Regions from separate parts of the Mus musculus genome. Here region 2 is linked to region 1. A link is a loop called in an ENCODE intact Hi-C map of the cell type or tissue named here. Cell type or tissue: heart. All regions are shown on one strand. Links, peaks and the distances in the headings refer to the core of each region. The heading gives the core; the rest is flanking DNA. Region 1 has its middle 120 kb from the start of Gm36548. Region 2 has its middle 72 kb from the start of Gm36548.

Region 1 (8,342 bases), core at 167-8,166:
TAACATTCTCACACATTTTAAATACTTGTTCTTATCATTTTTAATTCTGTGTATTTGGGGGATAGGAGGAAGAGCTCACAAGTGCAGATATCTGTGGAGGCCAGAGACATCTGAATCAGGAAGCTAGAGGTAGTTGTGGGCCACCCAGTGTGTGCTGGAAACCTAGCCCAGGTTCTCTGCAAGAGCTACACAAACTACTTACGAAGCCATCTCTCCAGCTTTTCACACCTTTCTGTCCAATGAAATCCCATCTTCTCTTACTCCTATTTCACACAAAGCACATTTTACATTTTGTTGTTTCAGAATAAGTAAAGACTGTGACCACTCTGCTTTCCTTTTATTTATTGTATTATGGCTGTAATGGTAGAGCTGTCACGTGACCCTTCTCGCACAGCCTTTTCCTGCCCGTTTCTAGAATCTGTTGATGCTTTCACTGCTGTTTACAACACACCTGGAAATAGATGTTGATGTGTTTACTCGAGTTTTAGACATACACATGCTTTTTTCCAAGACTTTTTCATTTAGCTAACAAAGACTTTGTGAGTTGAAAATTCAGGTTGTCACGTGGGTTAGTTAACGCTGTGCCTTTGTGGTAACGTCTCTAAGATGTGAAACAGCGGCACTCTATCCAAAGTTGCCACTGGCAAAGCTGCTCTGAGGCTCCCTGTGCGCTCTCGCTGTGTGTCTTCCCGCTAGTCAAAGCACAGCAGGTGCAATTCTCCATTTGCTCTTTGTCTCAGGAATTATATGAAATATAATTTCATATAATTTCCCCAGAAACCATCTAAATATTTGCTGATAGTAAAATGGAAAATAATCCTAATCATATTAATCATTGGGGGAAATTTTATGACATTAAATTGTTCTTGCAGTGGGTCAATCTCTAGTACAAGCTGCAGCATCTGCACAATGATTGGTCCCAGAGACCGATGGGTGCTTTCTCCAGAGCACTTCAAGTCACATGACACATTACATTTTAACAGTGTTCCTTATCATGAGCTCAAATCATTGACAAAACATAGTGAGACTGGTGCTTTCCACCCACCAGTCTTGCAAACAGGAGTTCCTAGGAGCAGCAGAAGTGAAATGGGTCCATGCTCCCCTCTTCATAGCACTGACCACATGGGTGTCCAAATGGCCGCTCACATATACTTCATCCTGACATGTTTCCAAATTTTTAATATCTAATAAATGTTCATGAAAATAACCGCATGGCTTTGCTCAGTTTCATAGTTGTAGGGGATTGGTCTGGTGCTACTTGTACTCAAATGCTAAAGTTTACACCCCAAGATCTGGTGGCCCCCATGAGAAGATTCTCACATCAAGGGATGCTATGTAACCTCTCTCCCCAAGTTAATCGGTCAATAAAAAGCTAAAGCCTGTAATTGGCAGTAGATAGAGGTAGGTGGGTTTTTTCCAGTTACCTGGCTCAGGGCTACAAGTAAAAACAGGAGAGAAAGAAAACAAGAGACTGAAGGAGGAGGGAGCTGCCATGAAAGGAGACTGACCATGAGCACGTGGCCAGGAGAAACAGCAAGGAAAAGGGACATGTGACTGGGATGTAAGCTCCAAAACCTGCCCAATCTAGGCTCACAGCTTGTAAATCAAATGCCCAGACTGTGCATCTTTTATATGAACAAGCTAGAATTTTCAATTCATTTAACACATAGTAGCACCAATAATCCTCCGAACTCAATCCAGGCTAAGACGCTTGAACATTCAGGACTTTGGGTTGCTGCAGAGTGGAGGGGGTTTTAATTTTTTTCATTTATACTTTGTTATAGAACTATAACGAGACTGAGGAACTATTTTCAAGTGTTAAGATATAATTCATTAAGAAGGTGCGAGGGATGTTCAGCAAGTTACCATGCTTGTCAGCATGTCTGACACCAGAGCTGCACACCTAGGATCCACATGCTAGAAAGGGAGAAGCGGCTCCTGAAGGTTCTCTGACCTCCTCGCAGTGTCGTGGCGTGCCCATGGCCACCTGCCACACAAATAAACACACATACAATTATTGTCGTGGCGTGCCCATGGCCTCCTGCCACACAAATAAACACACATACAATTATTGTCGTGGCGTGCCCATGGCCTCCTGCCACACAAATAAACACACATACAATTATTGCTTAAAAGAATTAGGATCAGGGGCTGGTGAGATGGCTCAGTGGGTAAGAGCACCCGACTGCTCTTCCGAAGATCCGGAGTTCAAATCCCAGCAACCCCATGGTGGCTCACAACCATCTGTAACAAGATCTGACTCCCTCTTCTGGAGTGTCTGAAGACAGCTACAGTGTACTTACATATAATAAATAAATAAATCTTAAAAAAAAAAATTAGGATCAAAGTGCAGAAACGTGAGTCTAAGGGGGAAAGGGGAGAATGTAATATTTCAGACTCCCCTGAAGGTGTGTCTTCATGTTTCTTCCTGTTAGTGGGAGCCCTCATCACCCTGCCTTGATATTTGAGTGATTGCATCTTAAAATGATAGTATTTATAAGAGAAAAGGGACATAACTTGCCACTTCAAATTCAAACTGAAACTTTGAGATATTATAATTGTCAGTGTTTGTGCATGCCCTATCTTCCAAGTGTGGGAAGCGGTTTCCGCTGTGCCTGCGTGGCCTAATTGGTAAACAAGCAATGTGCGCATGTGTGAGAGTGTTTTCGTGCCAAGTCACGGCCCATCCCGGGGCATGGTGATGAGGCTCTGGGAGAGCAGCCAATCAGGTGTGGACACGCCACACTAAGGTGTATATAAGCAGCGCCTTTTTGGTGCTTGGGGTCTTCCTCTTCATGTTGAAACTGGTGTAATAAAGTTGCTGCAGAAGGATCCGGTTTCTCACGCGTGTGTTCTTGCTGGCGAGACAATAGTGCGTGTGAGATCCAAGATGATGTTAGGGAAGATCAATGAAAATTTCTTGGGAAGTTCTCACATGAGAGTACACCAAGGAATGGATGAGTGGTGTCCAGCCTCTCTTGAAGTAAGAAATAAGTATCTCTTGACAAGAGAATGAGTAGACTTCACATACTCAAAAGTCATAATATGTGGACCTGCCTGAAGAAATGGCTCAGCAGTTAAGAATGTTTGCTGTTCATCCAGAGGACCTGAGTTCAGTTCCCAGCACCCACATGACTGGCTCACAACTAAGTCCAGCTCTGAGGAGCCTGACACCCTCCTCTGAACTCCATGTTACAAGTGCTCACATGTGGCAAATGCACACAGGGACACATAAATAAAAACAAGTTCTTTAAAATACACACACACACACACACACACACACACACACACACGAGTGGAATACTATGTGGAACTAAGAATGATCCACCTGAGGTGCATAAGACAACAGGAACGTCAAACCCAACGGTAACACAACGCTAAATATTCTGTTTGCTAAATACCAAAGAGGAAGCAACAAAACTATTGAGATATAGTTTCTGACAAGAGAATGCAGGATAGTTTTTAAAGCAGGCATGGGCTTACCATTGCATCCGTGATGATGACTGATTCCCAGTTCCCAGGGGGAAGAGACACAGTGGATGCCAAGGGCTCCCTGGCCAGCCAGTCTAGTCAAAATGGCAAGCTTCAGCTCCTACAGAGAGATCCCGTGTCAAAAGCAAAACTGGGAGTAATGGAGGGAGCCCAACATGGACTCTACTTCACTTGTGTGTGCACCCACGTGCAAGTTAGATAGAAACAGAGAGACAGAGGCCAGACAAATTCCTTCCTGAAACAATCGATAGTAGGGAAATTGGTAGTGGATAAACAAGGCCTGAAGGCAGGGGCGATCACTTTAAATACAGGGGCAAAAATGTCGGTGCAATAAGAAGAGATGAATCAAAGTTAGAGAGGACAAGTCTATATCATCTGGATCAGAAGAAAATGATGTCAGGAATAAACGTAGCTTATGAAAAAGTGGAGCAACCCAATTAATACTTAAACTTGCTGTGTAAGATGAAAATTTAAACAAACACACAAGTAGAAAAAAGAAAGATAGTATGTTCATCAAGTGCTCACAGAACTGTGACAAAAATGTACCACACGTTTACTTCCAAAGGAAGTTTCAATAAGCTCTCAAGCGATTTACCACTCCGATCACATTCTGTCACCAAGATGAAATTCAATTAGGAAACAAAAAGTGAAAGGTCTTAAACACCAGCATCTGTTTGCTAGTCTCTCATTGGCTCTCGTTGGTAACCTCTGATTGACTTTTAAAGCAGGAAGAGTGAACTGACTCTCAACCCTTCCTGGGCAACTTAACCATTCACAGAACTTGAGGGTGAGAGCTGAGTGAGGTTCAGGGCTGCCGCAAATGGTGGCGGTGACCCAAAGTGGTCACTAGATGGCAGTAATACTTGATATTTTTCTTCATTTGTCAGCATCATAGTGTCAATCTTCAGTAAGCACTGCAAAGACTTGCTTTTCAAATTCAGTTTGGGGTCCTTCAGGGTTTCTCTCAAATAGCTGCTAATGAGAAAATAATATTATTTATAGACAATAATTTATTGTTCCATAAACATATTTCTTGTTATTTCTTTAGTTTGCTAAAGCACTTTTGGGTCCTTTAAGAGATAAGAACAAGGGCTGGTGAGATGGCTCAGTGGGTAAGAGCACCCGACTGCTCTTCCGAAGGTCCGAAGTTCAAATCCCAGCAACCACATGGTGGCTCACAACCATCCGTAACGAGATCTGACGCCCTCTTCTGGAGTGTCTGAAGACAGCTACAGTGTACTTACATATAATAAATAAATAAATCTTTAAAAAAAAAAAAAAAAGAGATAAGAACAAGACATTTGCTGTCTGCTAAATTGTTACGGAAAAGAATTGAAGTATTCTAAGTTGTCTCTAATTTGAAATTTGAGTGGGTAATAAGCTGTCTCCTCTTAACAACACGAGCATATACATTCATGGGGAGAGTCTTGAAAAAGAAAGAAAGAGAGAGAGAGAGGCAGGGAGGGAGGGAGGGAGAGAGAGAGAGAGAGAGAGAGAGAGAGAGAGAGAGAGAGAGAGAGAGAAGGAAAGATTGAAAAATAGGAAGCGACTCTAATTTTAAAGATTCTATGGGAGGAAACCATCAGTCAGGAAGTTGCTCCTATTCCAAATCCCGCTGGTGAAGCATAATCCCATTTCCTTTAGGACAGGCTTGCAGTGAGGATGAAGGCCATCTGCAGATATGGACTGTACCACGCTAGCATCCTGGGGTGTGCATCTGAGACTCCCAGTCAGAGAGGAGCAAGCAATCTCAGGTAAACCAATAGTTCCAGAGCTGTCAGAGAAAGAAGCTCTCATTAAAGGCCTGATGCACAGAGATGTGAGAGTGTGCACATGCCTGGGCTTATGTGCATGTGTGCACGTGCCTGTGAGTGTCCAACTAAGGAAAACAATCCATTAATCCTAAAAAGAACAAGGGGCATACATAGCAGGGTTTGGGATAAGGGAAGGGAAAATGGAATAATTATAATCTCAAAAACTGATACATATATTTTTTCAAGATATCCATCCAAATTATGTTTTATTATAATACAATTAAAAACTGATTTACCAATCTTCACATGGAACTGCAGAGGAAGCTGAAAAACAAAGCCTACTTTTTTTTTTACTAGATATTTTCTTTATTTATATTTCAAATGTTGTCCCCTTTCCTAGTCTCCCCTCTGAAAATTCCCTATCCCCTCCTCCCTCCCCCTGCTCCCCAACCCACCCACTCCCGCCTCCTGGCCCTGGCATCCCCTATACTGGGGCATAGAACCTTCCCAAGACCAAGGGCCTCTCCTCCCATTGATGGCCGACTAGGCCATCCTCTGCTACTTATGCAGCTAGAGACACAAGTCCCACCATGTGTTTTCTTTGATTGGTGGCTTAGTCCCAGAGAGTCCTGGGGGTACTGGTTAGTTCATATTGTTGTTCCTCCTATCGGGCTGCAAACCCCTTCAGCTCCTTGGGTGCTTTCTCTAGCTCCTTCATTGAGGACCCTGTGCTCTGTCCAGTGGATGACTGTGTGCATCCACTTCTGTATTTGTCAGGCACTGGCAGAGCTTCTCAGGAGACAGCTATATCAGGCTCCTGTCAGCAAAAACTTGTTGGTATCTGCAATAGTGTGTGGGTTTGGTGGTTGTTTATGGGATGGATCCCCAGGTGGAACAGTGTCTGGATGGTCATTTTGCATCAAATTCACAAGTTTTGGGGGTCCGTTGACTAGTGACCTATGGTTGCCGTATTTCTTTCCATACTCACAGGGCAAAGACCGGAAGGCCAGGCTCTGACCTTCTTAACACTCATTCATAATAATCCTGTTCATTTAAAGCTTAACTACTTGTGAACATTTACAATGGTACAATCTACATTATTTCCTTTTTTTTTTATATTTCAGCACTTTCCTTAGCCCCATTCCAAGCACTGATAATTTATAATTCTTTTAAAATGCATACTGTCATTTTTTCTTGATTTCTTTTAGTTATATACATTCCTGATCATATGATTATTTATTTTCTTTACAAAAATATATCATCAAAATAAAGAGATGTTTGAGGTTGCTTCAGTGTTCAAGTCTGTTTGTTTTCTTTCTTTTTTCCAGTTTTAATTCAGTTGTCCTAAAGATGAGTATGCTTTATATACATATACACATACATATATATACATATATATGAATAGATCCAACCTTGAAGTTCAAAGATAGAATCTTGAAGAAAAGAGAGTACTGAAAAGAGTTAACAGGGGATGTTCTGGAATCTACTACTCTGTCTTTAAAAATGAATATTAACAAACATTAAGGGAGGCAGGGTGCTGAAGTAAGGGCCTGGACCAGGCAGTTCCTTGTACCCAGGACTACAGTGTACTTTCAAGATTAGGATTGCGATTGTGCCGGCCTTGCCTGCTGGCCCCTCCCTCCTCTCTCTTCTCTACCATGAAGTCCAGAATCATCTGATTAGTCTTTGTATACTGATATGGGGTGAGGTAGGAACCAAGGCTCATAGGTATTTTTCTTTGTAAGGATGCCTATGTGTACATAGGAGGCAAGAGGTCTGCCTCAAGTGTTGTTCCTCAGGTGCCAGCCACATTGCTTTGTTTGTTTGTTTGTTTGTTTGTTTGTTTGTTTTGTTACTTCAGAGGGCATCTTTTACTGTTCTTTGATAGCTGATTAGGCTAGGCTGGCTGGCAAGTAAACCACAGGGATGTGCTTGTCTCTGCCTTCCAACACTGGGATTACAGGCTCATTGTTCCATCCCTCACATCCTTAGATGGGTTCTGGGAATCAAACTCAAGTTCTCATGCTGACCCAACAAGTACTTTACCAACTAAGCCAGCCGGGATGGTGTGGTTTACTGTCTACATGATAAATAATCCCTAAAAACCTTCCATGTCATTTATGAAAATGAGAGAAAAACATTTTCTTTCATTTTGGTGAGGACTGAACTAATCAAATGAAGAATTCAGTGGTATGGGGAGCTAGAGGTGTTTACTCTGTAGGCTGTGGTTAGGAGACGCCTGGCTGGAGTGGTCCATACCTTAGAGTTCTGGGTGAACGCCATACCACACAGGAAACAACTGTAGCCTGCCCTGGGAGTGAGGTAGAGAGTTAACATATTCAGTGTGCATTGTAAGGCTTCATCAGCACGCCTTCTGCGGGGCCTGACCTCTCTGCTGGGCCACTGACCTTTATAACTGCACAGTCATGGCCACCGCCTGACAGGCATGAAAAGAAGACAGACAATGGCCAAGAAGAAGACACCCACAGGGGAAGAAAATGTACTCATTCAAGGGATTTACTGCTCAGGGATGTCATGTCTCATGTCCAACTCCAGGATGCATTTGGTGGTGTTTAAGCCATGCATGTGCAACTGAATAAATAAAGTTTTAAATCGACTTTTAAAAGCTTTGGCTCAGTGAAGTAGATTAGAATGTCATGAGACCGATTGCCAAGGCAGTACAGACTCTGGAGATAACAGCATCATACAGTGGTCTGCAGTCGGGGGAGAAATGAACCTGGGTCCTGGGTTCCTCCCAAATTGGTTGGGTATCCTTTGGCCTCTCAAAAGAGACACCTACCTCAAAGTGCCTAACAACTTGCTTTTTGGGGTTGTTTGTTTGTTTGTTTGTTTTGGGGGAAGGGAGGGACGTCTCCAGATGAACAGTGGCTGAAGGAAGGTAATAACGTTTTAATGGTTGCCAAACCCAGTACGGTTATGGATGTTAAGTCAGCAGAAGAATAATCATAGGTTGTGTTTTAAGGCCAACAAAAACTTATTTCTAGTATTGATTACTGGAAAGTCATCTTTCCCACTAGGTCCTTCTGAGCAGCATGCACATGCTTCTTAAATCACAAGTATGTTCCCAACGTTGAC
Region 2 (8,342 bases), core at 162-8,161, 51 kb after region 1:
CTGATAGGAAGAGAACAAGCATGTATGTGCACACTCAGGGTGACTTTGAAGGACTTTTAAAAATGGCTGAGGTCTAACTAGATATCTCATATATTATGGCCTTCATGTCAGTGCTATCTGTTTATTTCCATTGACAGATCCAGGAACTAAGGCTTATAGACTTAAAGGAACTTCCCCCAAGGTCATATAGCTAATATATGACCTAGGTTTTCTATCTCCAGCGTTGCCTCACTTTGGCTTTTCTTTATTGTGTCTGCTTCCCTTTTTAGGTCTTGGATGGTTTTATTCAATTCCATCACCTGTTTGGTCGTGTTTTCCTGCAATTCTTTAAGGGATTTTTGTGCTTCCTCTTTAAGTCTTCTACCTGTTTAGCAGTGTTCTCCTGTGTTTTTGACAGCAGAACCCTATTGATTGACATGATACTTTTGGCATTTTCTTCTCCCAAGATAGAGAGAAGAGTATTTACTAGAAAAAAAAACAAGTTAATACTGGGATCTCATTTACTCATAACTGTGTAAAGAAAGCCCATTTCAGGTCAAAGGTAATTCATTATTTATTATTTACTCTTTCTAACTGAAAGTAACTTTGGAATTAATTCAGGAGATTTGATTACACGTTTATTTTTGGAGGCTGATAATCAAATCCTGAACTTGGTGAAGGAAATGCTATAGTCCTAAGAATTCTATTATACATATAAATATAAGATATATAATAAATAACTATCTATTATTATATATTAAATGACTTATATTGTATATTATTTATGCACACTATATGTATGCATATATCTACCAACTTTGAAGTTACTCAGCTGCTCACATTGGCTGCTCCCCAGTTTTTTGAGAAAGCCATGGGCAAGGAAATGGATTCTTCTTGTGTGTTAAGTGTGTCAAGCTTTCTATGTAGGTAATAAATCTTCAAACCCATTAAAGCTTATACCAAAACACCAACACCAAAACAAGGTGTTTGTCCCTCTTTGAGACAGAGACATTCTACGCCTGTCTAACCAGCAGTAGAACTGGTCTCCCAGAGGTTTGGCATGAGGTTTGAGTCTGAAGACTCAAAAAGAGGGAGGAATAATGTAGGGATTAATGTATGTGTGAGAGGTTCTAGCAGTGCAATAGAGCTACATGAAGAAAGGCAGACAGCGATTAAAACAAAACAAAACAAAACAAAACAAACCTCACCTTTCCAGAGGAGATTTATCAGACAGGAGACAAGACACTGCTCGACACTCCAAGACTAAGGCTGACACTGGCTAGGAAGAAGAATTTCTCAATGACAGTGTAGAGGACACAGCAGCATTGTCACCTTCAGAGCTCTGGGTGATGCTCTCTACCCTGGCACCTTGAGTACGAGCAGGTGAATGAGGGTAGCACATCCTGGCCAATGTGGTCCCTTAAGTGCTTTCAAGGCATATGATAGCTACAGAGAAGCTACAGCAAGAATGCTCAAAGATATTGAGGTGAGTGGCCATTAGGTACCCCAGGACTTTTTAGAATATTAAGATAAAATCCACATGCTGCAATAGATCTTGATTAGATAGTTAAAAGAACTAGATGCCCTGAATGTCCAAACGTGACCCACAAAGGCTTGTATTATCTGGGGTTTGGGCTTTGTGTTAGCAAAATGAAGCTGAAGAATCCCAGATAGAGTCATGGAAATGACTTAGACTCTCTCATGCATCTAACTCATTTCCTTCCTTGTCAGCCTACTGCTTCCTGACACTCCAGCCTTCCTCTTTTTCCCCAACCCCTGACTCTCCACACCCTGATGATGGCTGTGTTTCTCTGGCTTGGCTTTCTAGTGGTGAAACATTGATAACTAGAAACTAGTCCACTCACTCCTCCACCCAGCTTTGTCCTGCTGCTCACAAGTGGACTCAATGATGGATCAAAATAGCACATAGGCTTGATGAAAGCAGAGGGTTAAAAAAAGAATCTGTAGTTTATAGTATACAAGTTTCTAGGTAAAAAGTACAGTATATTACAAACATGGACGTCACTTCTCGAACATAATATCATTCCTAACATTGTCTACAATGTTAGAAAGTACCTAAGGAGGGAACTCACCACCTGTGGGCTATGATGTAAAATAGCTGGTATAGCAAGGGAAAAGAATGAAAAGGCTTCTTGCCCCCAACACTATCATAACCAGTCATTAGCTGAATATCCATCCCAGCAGGAAAGCGCATATGCTTAGGTGACATGGTCAGGCACCATAGACATGGTGGCCTCCATCAGAATGGCTGAATAGCAATGAGGTTCTCAAAGGCACAAAGCACAGTGGCTGTGAGCCCTGCTGCCCCCTCCTACTTATATGATGATATTCCCGAGATTCCAATGTAGGATTTTTTAAAATGCACCATCTTTATGTGGAAATAATCAAATAAAACAAACAAATAATATCACACATTCATCAGGAAGAGATTTCATCTTTGTAAAACATAGGCCACTGTGCTGCCTTGAGAAACCACAGCTACCAACTAGAGCATGAGTACCCAGAATGGTATACCAGAAGGCCTGGGCCAGGGATGCATTTAACACACATCTCACAGTGGTTAATGGTGCACAATGAAACTTGAGGATTGCCCACAAATATTGTAGCTTCCTATTTAAAAAGTAGGAGGAAATGCTTCATGAATAGTATGTATTATGTTCCTCTAAGTAATCTAGGAGATTAAAATGAATCACTAGGGATATTTCTTGTTTTGCTTGTGGAGTCTTGGGCTCTTATTTTGTTTCCTGAAAAGGAAGGTAAAGTAGGCAAATGATTTAAGAGGAAATCACATATGATAAAGATCTAAAGAAGTGAGCTACAAGTTCCCTCTAGGGGGAGGTCACCTGGGTCGGATTTACACATATTTGTAATCTGGTTAAGCCTCTTGTGTGGTATCCTCCAATCAGAATCTTAGAAGGAAGGATTAATTTGTTGGGAAATTAAAACAAAACAGCTTCCAAAATATCATATTTCCTTTCCCACACACATAATGCACAAAAAAACTATTTAGGTAAATTCACTTGATGATATTGTGTACCCCAGCATATTTTCCTAAAAGCTTCTTTAGATTCAATTGACTCATAACGGTCAATACCCAAATACTACAACAGCTACAGTCTAATAGCGCATTGTGTTATATTTTGTTAAACAGCCATTTATTCAGACTTTCTTATCACACTGCCACAGAAACAAACAAAGTCCAGTCAAACTCTCGAGACTTCACCTCTGCCATCAAAAAAAAAAAAAAAAAAATTCCAGGAATAGACACTGCTCTAGAATTTGATACCATAACACTTCCCAGAATCTCTGTTCAAGTCTGCAAGCTAGCTCAACTCCGCTTTAGTCTTCGGTCTTTACTGTTGGGTTATTTTAGCCATTTGAAGTTCCTATAATGGCTTGTACTGCCCTTGATCATCTTTGGTCCTGCCCGCTGGTGGACCTCTGGTGTCTCCTATATCAAATGGTCTAACTAGTCCCAAACCCAAAGGAGTTAGCATCATCTAGAAGTCAGGGGGTCCCTTAGGAGAAAGAACCCAAAGGTAAAGACGACAAGCCAAGACAGATATAATTCCTTCTTTTCTGTCTTTTGAGGTCTCCATAACCCACTGTTACTCCACTGAGACTGGGAGAAAACACCAGATGGGAATGCACACGTGTAGTTCCCAAAATTGAAGGTCGTTTCACAAAGGACATGCATGTGCTATTAAAAGTGGCATGGTCTCAGGTTAAAGATGTAGCTCAGTGTTAAAGAACTTACCTATCATGTGCAAAGTCTTAAGTTTGATGTGGTCGGGGTGGATCTCAAAGCTCAAAGGCATCCTCATGTAAAAGGTGGCTGTGGATACTACAGACTGCCAGTTAGGATCCTCTCCTTGTACTTATTGGCTTAGTTTGTACGCGGGATTCATGTAGGTGTATTACCTATGTATTAGTTTCTGAATCAGTCAAGTGTTGGCTTTGACAGCTACAATAACATGCATTATCACAATGGTCTAACCCAGTTAGAGAATATTCTTTCTTATGCAGGGAGTAGGGGAGTTGGGTAAAAGTACTTCAGATCTGTGTGCTGCAAATAAGATGTCATTAGAGACATCTGTCCGCACAACTGTCCCTAGAACCTTGCTTTATAGCTTATGATGGAGATCGGGAATCTGTCTGCTTGTCCTTTAGGGACTAGGCCCAACATACTAGGTAAAGGACAGACAGACATAATCAGACCTCCACGATGGTCGGGGTCCTCTCAACCAAGAGCCTGAAGGCTACAGGAATATACCTGAGCTTGTTGGGGGCGGGGGAGGCGTGGTGCCCGTGGGGATGGATGGGTCTGGACAGACCGGGAACATCTTGCCTGGAGAGTAGTTTCTCTGCTTGGAGACATCTGTGCCGAGTCATCACAAATGCTGCTTGGAAGGGGGTCTCTTTAAAAACAAACTGGAAGTCCTCTCTCCCCAAGCTGCAGGCTGAGAGCGCTCCTGCTCCTTGGCCTGTCAGAGACTCCCAGCCCTGCAGCCTGCAGACTTCCTGTGAAGCTAGTCAGGACAGAACTTCTTTCCTCCTGATCCTCTTCTCTGTCAGCTGTGGCTGCGGCAGTAAATCTTCAGAGAAGGCTCCTTTGGCAAGCTCTCTTCTGAACTCTGCCCTGCAGACCTTCGCAGGCACTTCTGCATTCTGCCCCATGATAATTCTCCCCCCTCTGAGACTGCTGTTTTTCTCACACTCAGGCAGGCCTCTCACTTTCCTTAACGAACTCTTTCTCTGGCCCCACTCCAAAGGGTGTGCTCCAGCAATCAAACACTTCCCCTTTTGTCTTATCACAACTCCAACAGGCCAGATAAGGTCAGGCAGAGGGAAGGGATGGCCGAGCGGGAGCAAGGAAGGAAGAGGTCTTCTAGCTAGGTTCAGTTGCTGTGAAGGCAGGTAAAGGAACACAGGGAAGAAGCTGACGCAACCTTCCCACCAGCATCTAGGACCCTTTATACGCAAGGGCACAGATCGCATAACCTCTCTCCATCCCTCGCAGCACTTCCACGGGAAGCTTCAGAACACTTAACCTACTTGGAAATAACTTTTGGTTGCTTTGAAAACAGTGGGATAGACTAAATCAGACACAAGATCCAGTATGGCACAGACAGCAGGGGATTAAATAGTTAATTTTTAGCAAACCTAAATAGAATTTCCATCATGTGCAGGCAGTCAGCTGCTATTGTGGGTCACCAAGACACAACGCACTATTTCTAGAGTTTGTGGAAAACATTAGGCAGCTCTAATAGAGTCAATGGCATTTCCTTCCTCTACTGAAACATGACTTCACTAAATCCCCGTTGAAAGTTTTTTTCCCCTCTTTCTAAACATTTCTCTCCATCTGCAGAGTAAGTCAATAAAAGAAGTTAAAAGTTAAAATGCCTAGTGAAATTTTATCAGGCATGAAATGGCATTCAAACCAGAGTTGCCACCCTGTCTTAGATGGGTGAAAATTGACCCAAACTTGGGGGCGGGGGAGGGGGGCGGGGGTGTATAACAGATTTCAGCTCTTGCAGCCACTGAGGGGAAAATCATTCCAAAGAGGCATTCCATGAAACCCAGGCTCTGTGAACAGTTGGGATTCTTGTACAAGGTACATCACTTCCAGAAACCTCTGAATTCTAGGAGGCCACCATTCTGTTCTCTTGGTGCCCTGACATGTTGCACTACACAGCCTTCATTTGTGTAGTGTGTCCCTATCGCATGAGACACTGCAGAGAGCAACCCTGAGAAGCTGTGTTACCTGTGGGTAACAGAGGGAAAATGCAGGAGACTCTGTTCATTATCTTAGAAAAGGGCTTTGGATGTTACATGTAGACCTAGAAAGGTTTTTTAAAATGGCTTTGTGGTTTTAAGTGTTTTGAGACAATTTTGCTACATAGCTCATGTTTACCTCCAACTCAAGATCCTCCTGCCTCAGCCTCCTGAACTGATTACCAGCATGCTCACTGTACTGGGGCTCCAGAAATACTGAACAAAAGAATGCAAACAGGGAAAAAGCATCCTTCTTTGCATAGGTTTAATAAATTACTAAGGGTGCCATCCTTGGGTTGCAGACATGTTGTCTTCATAGGAACTAGACTAGAAAGCAAACCACTCAATGTCTGTGGCTATTTCCCAGCCTTGATGATGTAAAATATTGTCCTTCTTTATAAACAGGCTGTTGACCCCACTTTAACTCAATGGACTGCCAGAATCAAGAATTATTCTATCAGAGAGCACAGACAGATCAGACACGCTGGCTGCACAGCATATTCAGAACTTCCAAGGGATTTATTAATCAGAGCAGGGCATTTTAGGCTTTAGCCTGGCTCACAGACTAAGTAGTCACCCAGCTTGTGGAACAGGACTTTGCTATACAAGTAGTCACCTCTGTTCATGTCTTTGTTCTCTATGCCCTTTGTTACCCATAGTAATCTGTGGACAGAAAGTATTGAATGGAAAATTCCCAAAATAATTCATACATTTGTTCTATTTTATTTGTAGTAGTTGTGGCTGATTGCTAGCGCCTAATTTTTAAATTAAGTTTTATCATAGGTATTATATAGAGGGCATGCATAATCTATCCAGTTCATGGTTGCATAAGCCATGGGTTCAGGCTTGTGCATAGAACCCCAGAGTAGGCAGTTGAGATTTACAGATACACTTAATGTTGATCATTCTGTCCACCAGACCCAAACCAAGAAACAAGCAGATAATTCTGGCACTGAGAAATTTAGAAACATGAGGAAGGGGAGACCTTTGGATGGAGTCATTGTTAAAACTGTGAAGCCACACAGTAAGGACAGGAGCCAAGATGGATAAGCTGTAACAGCAAAGAATATGCAATAGTTAGAGTCATCCCTCTTGGGAAAAGACTGTCGCTGCTCCCAAATCTGTTTTTTTTTTAATTTATTTATTTTTTAATCAGTGTACATGTGTTTGTCTTTGTGTGGTTGTACACATGTGAGTATAGGTGCATGTAGAGAGGTCAGAGATTTTCATATTCCCTGGAGATGCAGTTAAAGGTGGTTATGAGCCTTGTGACATGGATTCTGGGAATTTATCTTAGATCTTCTAGAAGTTCACTACATGCTCTTATCCTGTGAGGCATCTCTCCAGCCGCACATGTATACAAAACACACACACACACACACACACACACACACACACACACACATACACACACGAGTCACTTAAAAATTCAATGGAAAACTTCTGATCATCCCTCTCAGCACCCCAAGTCCACTTGTCTTCTGTGGTGGATTCAATTATTTTTCTTATCCTCAGATCATTGTTTTACTGATGAAGGTTCAGCTAATTTGTTCTCATCATTAAATTTGGTACGTTTTGTGGCTTTTAAGGGTAATATCAGTTGAAGAATACACTCCCCTTTGGTCTGATAGATTGATTTAAAAACCTCTATCTTGCATCTGCCTTTCAATACCACCATCATATCTCGAATTTCATGCATTATAAAGTGTCAAATGGGTTTTAAATGCCCCCATTCCATGATGGGAGACACAAATAGAATAATGAATCACTCTGAAGAGTGTTGAAACATAAAATAGGTTATCCAGAAATGTAGCCTCTTGAGCAAGTGCACTGTGGATGTCAGTCACAGTGATGTCATCAGAACTTCCATAATGAATTGGGGAGTAATACAATTCCAACATTAACAGGGAAAAAACAAAATTGTAGAAGTTGACAATATGGTCAAAAAGTATGAAGTGTGTGTATTTTTTCATTAATTGAAGGGACATTTATTGGGTGCTTAATATTGATAACCTGAGTGACTAACATGCGTATCATGTGTGTGGAGTCCAAAGGTTGACATTGAGTGCTTGCCCCCATTGTACTCTGCCTGTGTTTGTTTTTGTTTTGCATTTGTTTGTATGTTTGTTTGTTTTTCTGGCTTTTGGAGGGGTGTGGGGTATGTTGTTTACTGGAAACAGAGTCTCTCAATGACCCTGGAGTTCTCCAGATCAGTTTAATTATCTGGCCAGTGAGGTCCAGGGCTCTCCTGTCTTCACCTCCCCAGCTCTAGGATGTAGATATGGGCCACCATGCCTGAGTTTTTACATGGGTGATGGAGATCTGAATCCAGGTCCTTCTGCTCCTGTGCCAACCATTTTACTGGCTGGGTAGTCTGTTTGTGTGTGTGTGTGTGTGTGTGTGTGTGTGTATGTTTGTGGTGTGCATGCATGCAGGTGACCAAATAGGCCAGAGGCATTGAATGTCCTGGATTTGGAGTCATCTGCAGTTGTGAGCCACAGGGCAACCATGGGTGCTGGGATCCAAATGCAGGTCTTCCTAAAGACTTTTAACCTAAGACTGAGTGC

What was found. Hi-C counts contacts between places; a loop is a spot of excess contacts. Peaks named below come from ENCODE experiments on the same cell type or tissue, not always from the same donor. Only the 100,000 strongest peaks of a DNase experiment are listed, where the experiment ranks them.
Region 2: it touches region 1 in a loop (2.0-fold over the local background); 2 of 42 quality-filtered maps call a loop at or near these places.

Annotation. Positions count from the first base shown.
Region 1 is chr5:3,142,459-3,150,800 of GRCm38, forward strand. No RefSeq gene overlaps it. Among named protein-coding and RNA genes, the nearest start is that of Gm36548, 120 kb to the right of the region's middle. In heart, for the core only: CTCF peaks have their summits at 4,312 (motif pointing right) and 4,529; no DNase peak of the experiment used is centred there.
Region 2 is chr5:3,193,876-3,202,217 of GRCm38, forward strand. No RefSeq gene overlaps it. Among named protein-coding and RNA genes, the nearest start is that of Gm36548, 72 kb to the right of the region's middle. In heart, for the core only: no CTCF peak of the experiment used is centred there; a DNase peak (open chromatin) is centred at 4,706; H3K4me3 peaks cover 662 bases; H3K27ac peaks cover 878 bases.